2 separate regions of the Homo sapiens genome follow, and region 1 is linked to region 2. Evidence: chromatin contacts called from ENCODE Hi-C or POLR2A ChIA-PET data. All regions are on one chromosome and are shown on one strand. Each heading gives the region's core, a stretch centred on a gene start or an enhancer-like site at or near the end of the contact. The rest is flanking DNA. Distances are from core to core; before and after follow the strand shown.

What was found. Hi-C counts contacts between places; a loop is a spot of excess contacts on that map. ChIA-PET counts read pairs that join two places held with the same protein, here RNA polymerase II (POLR2A). Pooled maps may share reads with other maps.
Region 1: a loop to region 2 is called in a map of PC-9, with 6 times the contacts of the local background. The contact joins two enhancer-like sites. A Hi-C loop is called at or near these places in 2 of 168 maps with a recorded cell type or tissue (PC-9 and heart right ventricle) and 1 of 50 pooled maps. POLR2A ChIA-PET finds 5 or more read pairs at or near these places in 1 of 52 experiments (HCT116).

The regions. Positions count from the first base shown.
Region 1 is chr2:220,845,465-220,850,183 of GRCh38, reverse strand. All of the region lies in intron 2 of LOC107985990 (a long non-coding RNA gene), which reads right to left. Among named protein-coding and RNA genes, the nearest start is that of EPHA4, 720 kb to the left of the region's middle. Within about 2 kb of position 2,508, at least 3 of the 41 ENCODE cell types and tissues checked have a DNase peak (open chromatin) inside an H3K27ac peak, as active enhancers do; they include PC-9, where a contact is called at or near this core.
Region 2 is chr2:220,810,695-220,815,510 of GRCh38, reverse strand. The region is part of intron 3 of LOC105373896 (a long non-coding RNA gene); the gene reads right to left. Among named protein-coding and RNA genes, the nearest start is that of EPHA4, 760 kb to the left of the region's middle. Within about 2 kb of position 3,135, at least 3 of the 41 ENCODE cell types and tissues checked have a DNase peak (open chromatin) inside an H3K27ac peak, as active enhancers do; they include PC-9, where a contact is called at or near this core.

The DNA.
Region 1 (4,719 bases), core at 1,259-3,758, 35 kb before region 2:
ATTGCAAAGCTTCCCCTTTTTCTGATTTCCCAGTTCTGTTAATGTTTTAGCCTCTCTGGGAACTCACCCCAAATTCCTGGTATCATTGTCTCTCTGCTGTGCCTGGGACAAGCAAGCTTTTGCCCTGTTACTTCTTATTTAAACTACAGCAATGTTCTCTCTACAGGTCTCCTTATCAATGTACCTTACATATACACAACTGTCATATTAATCCTAAATACAGCCCCTGTATAACTTGTTTGATCAGTAGACACATAAAACCTTCAACAGTTATGTAAAGAAAGAACCCCAAACAACTTATTCTTACATAATTTTCACCCTGAATCCTTACTCTATCCTTTTAGCCAGCTAAGTCATTTCATATGCCAATTTTATACTTCTTCAATTTTGTGCTTTTGTTAATATTGTTTGTGTTATTATACATTTATTAAAATAATATTCCTCTTGTCTGAAATGGCCGACACCACCCCATGCCCCACATTTCTTTAATTCTGGCTTAAAAGCCTCACGTGCTCGTCATCTCTGGAGTGATTTTAGACTCCTTTCAGCTGACACAGCTCATTTGCTATCACTCCTTTACGCAATGTATTACTTTCTGCCATTCATTAAGAGTATTTACAGGTGCATATTATATCCAGTGAAGGTAATACACACGTCTAAGTCAAAGTGCTGAAGTGCCTGGGCTTACACCTTGTATTAATAGGTGCTCAACATGTATTTACTCCTAAGAAAAATGAATCAGTATTATTTTCTCCCGTCTGGCCAGGTTATTTTCCCCTGGCTCCCCTCCACCCTCTAGCCCTGTAGCTGCACTGTGATTTTTTTCCTTTGTTACCAGTTACCAGCGTGATCTAGGCTAATTCGATGGTCAGATAAACAGCACCTCCGGACACTTATTCTTTGAAAAGATATTCAAAGCTGGCCTAATATGGGTGTTCATTTTAAGCCCCAGTCATTGACCTTAACTACCTTTTAGTATCCTATGCTGTTTTACTTGCTTACTGATAAGGTTTGGCTGTGTCCTCACCCAAATCTCATATTGAATTACCACGTGTTGTGGGAGGGGCCTGGTGGGAGGTAATTGAATCATGGGGGCAGGTCTTTCCCCTGCTCTTCTCCTGATAGTAAGTCTCACAAGATCTGGTGGTTATTATAAGGGGGAGTTTTAGTGCACAAACTCTCTTTGTGAGCTGCCATCCATGTAAGATGTGACTTGCTCCTCCTTGCCTTCTGCCATGATTGTGAGGCCTCCCCAGCCACATGGAACTGTGAGTCCAGTTAAACCTCTTTTTTTGTAAATTGCCTAGTCTCAGGTACGTCTTTATCAGCAGTGTGAAAATGGACTAATAGACTTACTCAGAGCCCAGATATGTGGAGTTTATGATTATAATACTTTCAGTACATAGTTATTTTACCTACAAAAATATGTTTTTCCCTTAAAAAGACTGTTGTTGCCGTTACACAGAGGGGAGCCAAAAATAAGTTAATGACTAAAGTGTTCCTAGACTCAATGTGGCTATTTAGCACTGATATCTTTCTTTAAGTTCTGGAGGATAAGGCCCAGTTCCTAGAATTTGGGTCTTCTCCAATGACAGTGAGGAAACTTGTCTTAGATGTTCTGTTATCAATAAAGTCTTATGAAGACAAAGATCTAATAATTAACATGTGCTCCATCAACCTGGAGTCTTCCAGAATTCTCTAAATCAATAAATTATTTTTGCTGCATTTATTTGGATATCCAAAACAGGTTTGAGAGTTTCAGAAGATGCTTAACTTCATTTTCAATGTTCCTTATTTTCACATGCAGCCAAATTCCCACATTTTAATACCTCCCCTCCTCATCTCCTAAATGAAAGCTAAACAAATTTTGGAAAATAAAGAATTCACGTTTGTGTATATTTTGGGTCAGAGCCTGAGATTATTTCGTTGCTGAACCACAAACAACTTAGGCATTTATTCACACGCTGCAGAGCACCTGCATGGCTCAGAACAATGAACAATGTTAAATTCAGTGTTTCTAACAGCAGTTCAGCCACCACACAGCAATAAAAGTATCAGCTATGATACTCAAAGTTATGTTTAATTTGCACTGTAAGAATTATGCAAGATGGATTCCTTGCTAACAAAAATGTATCTAATCTTCAGGGACACTCATCTCCCCCAAACCTTATGAACATCAGCAGCACAATGAGACAGCTTGTCCAAGGGAAATATTAGAGAAGGAGGAGTAATTGCTGTGCACTGGTGAGTCATAAAGTTGATGGAGTGAGGCGAGGAGCTCATGTAAATATCCGCCCCACCCACTGAGACCAGCCTTCCCGCCTCCTCTTCCCTTCTCATTCCTCTCCATCATCTGCACCCTAAGGCTCCACCACTGTCTGTGGGAGTCATTTCACTCTTCCTGGGGGAAAGCAGATACATAGCTGAGCTATTTTATGTTATTTTTCTCTCTTAATGAATACCATACACATGACTGTTGAATGTGCATGGTACTAGCAATGAGTAATTAAGTCTTGTGGGAAGGAAAGTTCGGGTGGAGGTAGAGTAAATAGATCTGGCACAGAAACAATGCTGTCTGGTTTCAGGAGAGCTTTCTTTTGAGTGGCAGTGTGGCGTGGTTGCCTGGAGTTAAATCTCCTCCACTCTGGTCTCAGTGTTATCATGCACCAACTAATCTTGCAGATGCAACTCCTGCTGCTCCTAGTCTCAATTGTCTTAACCTGCCAAATTGAGACAATATTTTCTGCCTGCCTCATAGGATGATAAAAAACTGGCAACTGTGATAAAAAGGTAAGGTATCACTATGCTTGATTTACCTTTAAAATGCTTCCACCTTTCTTTATTTTAACATTTCAGTTCAAAGTCTCTTTACTGAACACCTGGCCTAAATAAGCCACACAAGGAGCATCCAAATTTGAACTTGCATCATCCTAACAGATGCTTTTCTTGGAATCAAGCCATTGATAAAACTTAATTCCTTTCAACAAGCCTTTATTGAGCAACTACAATGTGCTGAGTGCCTATTCAATCATTAAAACGTGGGCCGTCTAAAGGGAGCATTTCATCTCTCTCAGTGGGAATTCCATAAAATCTGCAAAATCTTTTCAGCATTACGAGTGAACATAAAGGGAGCAATGCTGAGAGCTTCTTTTCACATCAAAAATATCAAAGAAGCATTCGGATCTGCATGTCGTTTTACACTGAGCTCAGTAACTTGGAAGCCAAAGTAATTTCACTTAGACCATAGGCAGCACCAAGGCTTCTAAAACACATCTCTTCAGGGTCCTCCGTGTTTTGTCTTCCTGGAGTAAATGATTAAATATTTGGAACTTAAATGAATGCATTGGTGAGGATGTACCTGAACTTCAGAAATGTAGCTGGTTAGGGTAGGAGAGTGGAGAAGTAACAGCAGGAATATTTTATCTTCCCGAGCTCAAAGCTTTTGTCCAAAATGATACCTTAATAACTATTGGCCAGGCCATATGCTGACATGGAGTTTATTAAGATGACTATTTAAACAATTTTAGAGAAAGTGGCGGAAAAATGAGACCATATGTATTTGGGAAGATGGCTATGTCTGTTCCAAGCATCCCTTGACTCCCTGTGGCAGGAGAGGTGTATAACTTTGGTCTTCTAAGATTAAAAAAAGTTAACGATCATTTCAGAATAAAATGTTCACTTTCATGTGGACTAAAATAATGGTTAATGATGTGAGTTTGGGAATTAGACCTCCAGTTACCATTTTCTAACTGTACAAAATGTGTGCAAATTACTTAATTTTCCTCAGTTTTCTTATCTGTGAAATGGAGGTAATAATATCAACCATCTCATAGGGTGCTTAAGTGATTGAAAGAAGATGATACAAATAAAGAAATTAAAACAATGCTTGCCATATGACAAGTGCTTAATAAATATTAGCTACCGTTGTTATTTTATGCAAATATTTTAAGAAACTAATTTTAGTATCAGATGCCTAGATATTTGGGAATCAGGTACCATTTAGCAGACTTTATATCACTCAGTTCAAATACTCTGTAATTTATAGTTCAAACCTTAGATCTATATTCAGGAAAATATATTGCCCAAGGAGCTATTACAAAGTTTTTACTTTGGATTCCTCTTATTACTCCTAAATTCTTAAATAGCAGCCCTCTTTCCCTCTCCCTTCCTTCCCTCCTTCCCTTCCCTTCCCTTCCTTTCCCTTTTCCTTTCCATTTCCCTTTCCCTTTCCCTTTTCCTTTCCCTTTCCCTTCCCTCATTTCTTCTTTTTTTCCTATGCTGGTCCTTTGATTTTAGGTTATCTGAACAGTATATTTTCACAAAAATCATTACATTTGTTTAAAGATAATTCCAATGTGTTCATCTTAATAAACTTGAAATGATTAATCATAGATGTTCATAACCACATGCAATTAACAAAAATTAATCTGGTTTTCCCTTACTGCCAAATAAAAATTTTGCTTAAAAAAAGTAAAAAGTCATATTCATTGCATCATATTTGAAAACTGGTAATCTTGTTCCAAGGTTAAAACTCCCCCCTCCACAAAATACTTTTAATGAATGCATTTGTTATGCGGCTATACAATTGTTTCCTTCCTCTGTAGATGATAGAGTCATAATTATTTCTCTGATGTTAATTAAAAATAAACCCTTTCATTTGTAAAAGAATAGTAACTATTTGAAAATCACACAAATCAATTAGTAGTTTCACATAGAAAA
Region 2 (4,816 bases), core at 1,886-4,385:
GAGCATCATGAGAATCAAATTTAAAGGAAACATGGGAAAGGCGGTTTAACTTTCAAATGAATGTAGATTTCACTAAATGGCACGTAAAAAGTTTATGACTAATGGCATTTATTTTGATTATTGACAAAGTAATTGGGATTCTTGAGGAATAATTAAACTGATTGAAAATGTTCTGATTGGTCAAGAGGTCAACATTTATAATTAATGGAAAATTACAATGGTTTACAAAATGACATTGTCCAGAATTAAAAGTGATCATCCTAATTATTGTGATGAGTTCTTAAATGAATGCCCAAGCAGCCAGTCATGACGAGGCCCTTATTATAAGTCATACATATGTATGTTTAAAAGAGATGTTTAAAATTTGGTCTAGTTTACATCAGTCTAATTTTTTGAGAGGCTTGATCTTCAAATATTACATTTTTATTTAGGAAGTACTTCTAGTCTTGATGGGATTTATTGCAAATAAAATCTAATAGAATATTTCATCAGCACTGAAGGCCTAGACTAAATGTCAGATTTTTATTACTTTGAATATTGATGGCATGTCCTATGAATTGTTTATCATGGGGATCAAGAATATCTCATTTATGATAATTTTAATTTTATTTTTCAAGAGACCTTTACACACCCATTATGCTATAACCTTATGCTTTAAATACAAAAACTGTAAAAACATCAATCTTACTTATGAAGAAGTTGAGACACAAAGGTTACCTAAGTTATCTAAAGTCGTAAAACTGCTTAACCACAAAAAACAGGAATAGGGCATGAATCTTCATGTGCCCCATTGAGAATTTTTTCCATCAGATCATGGTGTTTCTGTGGTAACGTAACTCCATGCCAAAACTAATTTCCGCAATTTCAGTGACTCTATAACTGAGATTCAAGTCATTTTGATTGAACATGTTTGTTTAAGTATGAGATGACTTTAATGATCACATCATTCTCAAACATTTTTGTTGAGAGTTATTGTACTTAATTTTGCTTCAGCATAATCATCCCAGGAATAAGAAAGATAAAAATGATATATCACCCAGACCCTGTCTAACTCTCCAGTTCCCGTTTCTCACAATTCCTTGCCTGATACTGTTGCTCCAAAAGGAAGCAACTACTTCTTGTAATTCTTAGTGCAAGCTCCCTGTTCTCTTAACGTGCTTGAATGCAGGTTTTCTACTATCTAGAAGGTACCTCTTTATTCTATACTCTATCTGTACCCCTTCATAGGTGCTGGAATGTTATTACTCTATACACATTTCTTCACATGACTAACTCCTGCCCTATAATGAGGGCACAATTCATAAACAAAGCTGTAATAACTATGAACCATTACAGGACAAACAATTCAGTATTTTAATTTACCTATACACACACACACACACACACACACACACACACATATTTATCAAGAGAAAAATGAAAGCAAAAAATGTAGCAAAATCACAATAGTAGTAGGAGGAGGTATTGACACACATCACCTTAAATAAGGTGAACCAAATAGGATAAGAACTATAGGATGTCTGAATATATATTAAGTGAATTTGAGTAGATGCTATTTACCATCTAAGGAAAATTAAAAGTAGGAAAAAAGTTCAATTAAAAATGTTTCAAGTTGGGACTACACTTTCTTGGTAAATGTGGACGTTAGGTTTGATTGAGACTTGTGGTAGTTGTTAGTGTTGGTTGCCAAATATTTCTCACTTTCTTCCTTTTGGAATATAGCTGGCTTGTGCTTCCCACTTCTTGCAGCTAGATGCGGCCATATGACTTACTTTGGCCTACAAAATACATTTCATTTTTGGGTGGACACTTGATGAGGCAGTGTATGTTTCCTCATGTTTCCTTTGTACTCCTTCGAAAATCATGGAAACCTGGAAATAGAGACATGCTACACACCCGTATCCCTGTATGGACCCTGATATGAGAAAATCAAACCGTTCTTAAGTCACCAAGATTGGGGGGTGAATGTGTTTCATGGGTTAGCCTTTATTTATCCTGATTTAAAGTAGAACTCTTCAGTAGTTACTGAAGTGAAATTAAGAGGAAGATGGTGGAAATGTTAACATTAATTAAGCAAAAAACATGTAAAGTTTGTTTTCCCTCAATGTTGCTTCTAATGCCTTTATAACCTGTATGAACATATATTAATTGTTCAATGAAATTAAACAAGATGGTACTTTGACCAACCAGAAGCATTGTTTCCATTTTCAGGGGAAAACATGCTCAGTATTCTTTTCTGATTGTGCACCTCTTCTTATGAGGAATATCTTATGGGTAGGAGAGTGGATGACCACGGTCCCTTTAGTTCTCCTCTACCACGTCTCAGAATGCTAGGTTGGTACAAAAGCAATTGAGGTTTTTGCAATTACTTTCAATGGCAAAAACCACAATTAGTTTTGCACAAACCTAATAGAATAAAACATGTGAGGTATGGAAAAGAGACCTGGATGAATTTGGTCGGCTTCACCATTGTTTGTATAGGGAGTATGTACAAATTGCTTCATGGCACTAGTCTCTGTGTCTTTTGCTTCCTTTCATTTTTTTGGCTTTTAATATTTTTTCTACCTCCTCCCCTCTAGGTGTTTGAAGAAAATGAGAATGAGAGATATTTCCTCAATAGATGAAACTATTGGCCCCAGCTCCAAATTCACACTTGTTGCAGCAGTTAATTCTGCAAAATCACAGAAGGAAAAAAAGTCAGGCCAAGGTAGGTGGACCACGAGGTCAAGAGATCAAGACCATCCTGGCCAACATGGTAAAATCCCATCTCTACTAAAAATACAAAAATTAGCTGGGCATGGTGGCACAAGCCTATAGTCTCAGCTACTCGGAAGGCTGAGGCAGGAGAATCGCTTGAACCCGGAAGGTGAAGGTTGCAGTGAGCTGAGACTGTGCCACTGCACTCCAGCCTGGTGACAGAGTGAGACTCTGTCTCAAAAAAAAAAAAAAAAAAAAAAAAAAAAAAAAAAAAAACTCAGGAAAACTCCTCTTCTTTTTTCTTTTTTTTTGTCCCAGGCTAAGCAGAAATGTACTGACTCATTTTGTGGTTATATGCATTATTATTCTCGTCTCAGGTCAGGACTGCTAGACTTAGAAAGAATTCTGATATGAATTGTGATATCATTGTCTAACAGAAAGTGTATTGGAAGTTGTTCACAATCTCCAGACACTTGGCAGGTCACAGAGAGAGGTGCAGAGAGCTGCCTTTTTTCTTTCTTTTGGGTTCAGGATTGCATTTCTGAAGTTTGTCCTTTACCATTTATTGTACACTGACTTTTGCTGTTAGATAACTGGTTTCCAAAATTAGTGTGTACACAAATTACCTGAGTCATTTATTAAACATTTCCTGGCCTCCCCCTAGGGCAATTTATTTGTAGATTTCAGGTGAATCCTAGTCATCAACAATTTAGCTAATACCACCCTTTCCCAGAGAGATCCTGAGATGGGTGATCTGAAAACACCTCATTTGAAACATTCTAGGTTAGTGAATTGAGTTTATTGTTTTACATATAAATTATTTTCACTATGCTTTATCATAGAGCTTGACCTGTTCCCAGAGGAAATCTATAGGCATAAAATGAACACATGTGTTCTCAACGGCTTTAATTAAAAGAGTGGCATGCATATTTCATTGCTATTAACAAAAACAAAATTGATTTGCTTTTCTAGATAATTGAATGTATGAAAATCTCAGTGCCTTCCTTCTGTAACTTAACTCTATAAATTCTGCATCATTTTCATTTTATAAGTGCTGGCATGTATTGTGAATTTCTTTACAGCAAGAAGAATGACTTAATGTTTTAGAGTTAGTTTTGTTTTTTTGTTTTGTCCCATTTTTTACCAAACATAAAATGGCCTAAAATGAGTGCACAATAAAAGTGTGACACCTTAAACTAAAGTAACATCAATCTTTTCCATAAAGTATTTTGTTCTGTGATGGCAGATACCACCATATGATTGAAACATTTCTAAGTGTGCCGTATATTAAAGACTGAGCCCCTTCTCCTAAATACACATATTTTTGAATGATGTATATAAAATATATTAAGGCAAAAGCAAATGGCAAACATAGGTCACTTTTTTTTTTTTTTTTTTTTTTTGCAGTTACAGTAGTTTCCAGACAGCCACTTCTGTTCCTGTTCCAAAAACTATGACTAACATTTGTCTGTCTGGATGGTATCATTAAATGAAAGGACTAATAGTCTCTATGATGCCACCTGAATTTCTTATCGTTGTTTATTTGTTCTCTCATGAAACATGCATCATATATTTACCACATGCTGATTATGTAGAAGATAAAAAGATGAAAAAGAGAACCCCAGAATGAATTTTCCCTCTCAGGATGGTATGACATTAAACAAAACTAATCACAATGCAAAAGAGTAAGTGCAGTACTCAGCTTTCAAGATGACCCTCAACGATTGCCCCCTGGTTTTTACCCCTTTGTGTAGTCCCCTCCTGTGCTGAATTGTGGCTGCCTGTGTTACCAATAAAATACCAACAAAATGACAGGGAGTGACTTCTGAGATTTAGTCATAAAAAATATTCTAGGTTCTGCCTTGCTCTTTCTTGAATCACCTGCTCTGGAGGAAGCCAGTTGCATGGGAAGACATCCAAGCAGCCATGGGTTGTGTAGAGAGAAACTGAGGCCTGCCATCAGTAGCCAGCATCAGCCTGCCAGCCATGCAAGGAGCCAGTGTGGAAGCCAATATTCCAGAGCCAGTCAAGCTGACTTCTTGACTGAAACTCCAGGAGAGACCCTGAAACAGAAGGACAAAACCACTCCTGAGTTCCTGACTGATAGAAACTGTGAGAT